Linked DNA regions of Homo sapiens: region 2 is linked to region 1. The links are chromatin contacts, found by POLR2A ChIA-PET in ENCODE. All regions are on one chromosome and are shown on one strand. Each heading gives the region's core, a stretch centred on a gene start or an enhancer-like site at or near the end of the contact. The rest is flanking DNA. Distances are from core to core; before and after follow the strand shown.

Evidence for each region. ChIA-PET counts read pairs that join two places held with the same protein, here RNA polymerase II (POLR2A).
Region 2: POLR2A ChIA-PET joins it to region 1 with 12 read pairs in PC-3. The contact joins the enhancer-like site here to the promoter of AFF4-DT in region 1. POLR2A ChIA-PET finds 5 or more read pairs at or near these places in 2 of 52 experiments (PC-3 and Panc1).

The regions. Positions count from the first base shown.
Region 1 is chr5:132,962,547-132,965,246 of GRCh38, reverse strand. It overlaps AFF4-DT (AFF4 divergent transcript), which reads right to left and starts at 1,435. Exons shown (of 2, transcript NR_186175.1): 1 at 1,113-1,435; 2 at 557-1,006. AFF4 (ALF transcription elongation factor 4) reads left to right here and starts at 1,613. Exons shown (of 21, transcript NM_014423.4): 1 at 1,613-1,988. RefSeq lists a silencer at 1,319-2,158.
Region 2 is chr5:149,473,094-149,475,793 of GRCh38, reverse strand. No RefSeq gene overlaps it. Among named protein-coding and RNA genes, the nearest start is that of MIR145, 44 kb to the right of the region's middle. Within about 2 kb of position 1,358, at least 6 of the 41 ENCODE cell types and tissues checked have a DNase peak (open chromatin) inside an H3K27ac peak, as active enhancers do; they include PC-3, where a contact is called at or near this core.

The sequences.
Region 1 (2,700 bases), core at 186-2,685:
TTTGCATAAGTGGAATATTATTCTGCCTCTAGGAAGAAAAAGGTAGTTCATTATATACTGATATGGCAGGATGTCCAAGACATTTTTTTCTTTTTTCTTTTTTTGAGACAGGGTCTCACTCTCATCCAGGCTGGATGGCAAGCTCCCGGCTCACTGCAGCACCGACCTCCTAGGCTCAAGTGATCCTCCCACCTCAGTCTCCAGAGTAGGTGGGACTATACGCATGCACCACCACGCCCGGCTAATTTTTGTATTTTTCATAGGGATGGGGTTTTGCCATGTTGCCGGGGTTGGTCTCAAACTCCTGGTCTCAAGCGATCAGCCCCCCTCGGCCTCCTAAAGTGTTGGGATCATAGGCCTGAGCCACTGTGCCCAGCCTATCCAAGATATTTGAAGTGAGAAAAAAAGGACTGAACAGCGTATATAGTGTGTTACCTTTTGTGTAAAAAGAAGTATCCCTATATTTTAATGTATTACTTACAAATATGTAGGGAAAGATACATTATTAAATGCTAAGTGATTGCCTTCCAGGACTGAAACAGCTAACAGACAGAGATGGGAGAATCAATTATTTTTTATTCTGTCATGTTTTGAGTTTTCTATTAAGACATTTCCTAATTTATATAGCTCTATAGAGAAAATGCATATAAAGAGTGAAGCTTAAAAGAAATAGTAGATGTTTAGAGGTGAAAGAAGTGTTCAGAATGATATGCTGAAGAAAAACATTAGTGGGCCGGGTGCGGTGGCTCACGCCTGTAATCCCAACACTTTGGGAGGCCCAGGCGGGTGGATTGGTTGAGGTCAGGAGTTCGAGACCAGCCTGGCCAACATGGTGAAACCGTGTCTCTATTAAAAATACAAAAATTAGCCGTAGGTGGTGGCTCCCCCCTTTAATCCCAGCTACTCCGGAGGCTGAGGTACTAGAATCGCTTGAACTCGGGAGGCGGAGGTTGCAGTGAGCCGAGATCCCGCCATTGTACTCCAGCCTGGGCGACAACAGCGAGATCTATCTCAATAAATAAATGAAAAGGAAAACATTAGTGGCAGAAGATGTTTAAATGACGAAGAAAGAGGGACGGTTTGGCTTCTTAGGGTAAGTTTACTGGAAATACCGAACAGCCTCCTGCGTCCTTTGCCTTTTTGCTGGACCTCTTGAGGACTCGAGGCTTCGACACCTGGAAGCAAGTCTAGGAAGCTCCGGGTTGGGCCGGATCCCCACCAGAGGCGAGGGGCGGAAGGCCTGGGTTTGTCACCTGAGCCCCAGAACCGGCATATCCGGTTCGGCCCGGCCCCGCCCTTCGGAACCTCACTAGCGGGCTACGCGCAGGAGGGCGTGAGCTCCCGGATGTGCAGGCCCTGTACTGCCGTGGCAGCCCTGCCGGACGCGGCCGCAGTGCCCAGAGGCTCAGGCCTATACCGCTCGGGCGGGTCCTTTGCCTGGCCCGGGTCATCAGACCCCACAGCCGGGAACGTCACCACCCCGGGCGTCGCCTCCCGGCCCAGCCGGCCCACAGACCCCCGCCCCCTACTCCCCCAGCGGGGAGGGGCGCAGAGGCATCACGTGACGCCCCGCACCCGCCCGGTCTTGGTCACATGGTGGCACGGCCGCTGCGTCAGTCACAGCCCTGGCTGCAGGAGTCCAGCTGCCGTCGCCGCCGCCAGCGGACGGGGCGGGGATCCTGGTGCCAGGTCTTCGTTAACCCGCCCCCGCCGCCTCAGTCAGCTGTCCCAGCCCGGGCCCGACCGTCATGGAGCGGTGCGGGGCCTACGCCTGTTCCGTGTGAGGCGCATCGCTGCCGCCGCCGCCGACGCCGCCTTCGTTTGTCGAGGCCTCCGGAACCCCCGCCGCCTCCCGGAGCCCCTCGCCCTTGGCAGCCTGTCACCGCCCCCTGGGCGGGCTCGAATGCGCGTCCGGTGAAGGTGCAGGCCCGGCGCCGCCACTGCCGCAGCCAGGAGATGGTTCGGGCCTAGCGGAGCCGGGACTGGAGGTAAGAAGGGCCGACAGACTGACCCAGGGCCGGGCCGGGCCGCGGGGGTTGTGGCCGGGGCCGGGTGGGGGTGGGGGCCCGCAAGTTCTGCGGGGAGCCTCGGGGAGACCCTCCGGGCTGGGGCTGCTCAATCAGGCGTCACCCCTCCTCTCATCTGCGCGTCCCACCCCACCACCTTCCCGCAAAGATAAGAAAATAAAAAAAGCTAACCCAATCCTAACAAAAATTCCCAGAAATCCATCCGTTTAGTGTTTCTCCTTTCCTCTTTCTTTCCTCAGACGTTCCATCGGCTGATTTGTTACTTTTTCATATCCTCCTCAATTTCAAATTATGTCTAATTAAAGAGAAAATAGGCCCAGATTCTGGCTAACATTACCCAGCTAGTTCTCGCTTTCCTTCTCGCGATCCTGCGCACCTCTCCCACACCCCCACCCCCGCAAAAAAAAAAAAAAAAGAAGGAAAAATTTCCGCCTTCGACTTGCGAAGGGGATTGACTAAAAATGGGAACGTGGGGGTATAATACTCGAATACCCTCCCCTACAACTTCTGAATCGGTCTGTTACCTAGTTATCCCAGTAGCTTGTGCGTGGATATTGATGTTTAGGCCTTTCCTCCAGCTGCCTGTGCTTGGGGTTAATCTCGTAATTGACGTCAGTGCTTTGTTCCTTCTACTTTGCTGTTCCTTCCACTCTTTGAGGATGGATCATGGAGT
Region 2 (2,700 bases), core at 109-2,608, about 17 Mb before region 1:
GTGAAGTCACAACATGAAAGCTGCACACATTGCTAACTTTCTTTTGCATTAACTCTTGCTCTAAAACAGAAGCAGCATCCTCCTTGCTCCTGGAAGGCAGCTTGATGCCTTGGAAATAACACTGAAGCTGGGGGAGATAGAAGACCAAGTTACTAGATTTCACTCTGACACTGACAATGACCCAGGTTAACTTTCTTCTCTACGCTGATTTTCAGTCCTTGGTCTAGACAATTGGATAAAAATTTTCCTCCTGTCTTATCCTCCCACCATCAGGTATCAAGGCCAAAGCTTTGTTGAGTGTAACACTTTTTTGAGACAGAGTCTCGCTCTGTTTCCCAGGCTGGAGTTCAGTGGCCTGATCTCAGCTCACTGCAATCTCTAACTCCCGGGTTCAAGTGATTCTCCCACCTCAGCCTCCTTAGTAGCTGGGATTACAGGCGTCCACCACCACACCCAGCTAATGTTTGCCTTTTTAGTAGAGATGGGGTTTCACCATGTTGCCCAGGCTGGTCTCGAACTCCTGACCTAAGGTGATCTATCTGCCTTGGCCTCCCAAAGTGTTGGGATTACAGGTGTGAGCTGCCGCGCCTGGCCTGTTGAGTTTAGAATAGTGCCAAGCACGGCCAGGTACAGTGGCTCTCACCTGTAATCCTAGCACTTTGGGACACCGAGGCAGGCGGATCACTTGAGGCCAGGAGTACAAGACCAGCCTGGCCAACATGGTGAAACCCTGTCTCTACTAAAAACACACAAAAAATTAGCTGAGTGTGCTGGCACGCTCCTGTAATCCCAGCTACTTGAGAGGCTGAGACAGGAGAATCTTTTGAACTTGGGAGGCGGAGGTTGCAGTGAGCAGAGATCACACCACTGCACTCCAGCCCAGGTGACAGACTGAGACTCTGTTTCAAAAAAAAAAAAAAAAAAAAGAATAGTGCCAAGCACATAGCTGTTGATGAATGTGAAGAGCCATTATTCACATCCAAGTGGAAGTTATTCCCAGAATTTGAGGCCGAGTTCACAAAGAACTCTTTCTCATGATCTCAGGGAACATGGTTGTATTAGGTGGGTTTTGATACAGGAAGACACAGCTCTGACTGGTGCGCAGATCTAGAGGGCTAAAGCATTATCTCCTTAAGTCCATTGTCCAAGTGGAAAAAGCAAGGGCCACATTGCTGGGGCCTGGGCTCCTAGAAGAAATGGGTGGATGGGCTGCTTTGTCAGTTTGGACCCACCCAGCTGGTTTCCACAGCTCTGCTCAGGGCACAGGCGGGCCATGCCCAGGCTGTGAATGAGTCATGGTAGCTGCAAGTCTCCACAGCAGCTGGCTCTACCTGCCTAGTGGAGGGAATGCTGGAGCCACCTGGGAGAGCCAGGCTTGTCCCAGGGTGGCTGCCAGAAGAGCCTGTTCTCCCCAAGCCTGAGTGGGATGATGGCCAAAGTCCAGGGGAGCAGGAGAAACAGCATGTGCTGGACATCGATGGCTCACACTGAGGAGGCCGGGGAGGCTCAGCTCCTGCCCTCAGACAACTGTGGTCCATCCAGAGAAGAGGCCCCACATCTACTCAGGAGCTGGGAGAGGCACTGTGAGGGGTGGAGAGCTCAACACTGAAGCCTAAGCCTTCTTCCAGCCCCTCTGTTTACCAGCTGTGTTTTGTTTTTGTTGTTTTTTTTTTTTTTTTGAGACGGAGTCTCGCTCTGCACCCAGGCTGGAGTGCAGTGGTGCGATCTCCACTAACTGCAAGCTCCGCCTCCCGGGTTCACGCCATTCTCCTGACTCAGCCTCCTGAGTAGCTGGGACTACAGGCGCCCGCCACCAAGCCCGGCTAATTTTTTGTATTTTTAGTAGAGATGGTGTTTCACCATGTTAGCCAGGATGGTCTCGATCTCCTGACCTCGTGATCTGCCTGCCTCGGCCTCCCAAAGTGCTGGGATTACAGGCGTGAGCCACCGCGCCTGGCCCCCACAAGGTTTTTATGAGAATTCAGCAATGTTTCATAAAATACAGGTAAATATAAAGGACTATGTAAACATCTAGCTGGTGGAGTTGTAGGAAGAGGGCTTCGCATGTCAAAGGCCTGAGGCTGAGAAGTGATGTCCTTATGAGGACTGAGGAGGTTACAGAGTCCAAAGGGCTGGAGTGTGGGGTGTGAAAAAAGAGCAGAAGGGAAGTAGAATCCCTAGACTGTGGACATCGTGAATGCCAGGCACAGAGACAGGCTTCGATTCTGTAGGCCACTGGGAGCCTGTGAATGTGCCCGTGAGCGGGTAGGAGATGACTTCAGGGCTCTGTATTTTCAGACAAGATCGGGTGTGTTCAGGGTGGTATGGCCGTAGAATGTATTTTCTTTTCTTTTCTTTTTTTTTTTTGAGAGAGTCTTGCTCTGTCGCGAAGGCTGGAGGGCAGTGGCATGATCTCGGCTCACTACAAGCTCTGCCTCCTGGGTTCAAGTGATTCTCCTGCCTCAGCCTCCCGAGTAGCTGGGACTACAGGCATGCGCCACCATGCCCGGCTAATTTTTGTTTAGTAGAGACAGGGTTTCACCATGTTGGCCAGGCTGGTCTTGAACTCCTGACCTCGTGATCCACCCGCCTCTGCCTCCCAAAGTTCTGGGATTACAGGCATGAGCCACAGCAACCGGCCTATAGACTGTATTTTCTTTTTGTTTTCTTTTTCTTTTTTTTTTTTTTTGAGACGGAATT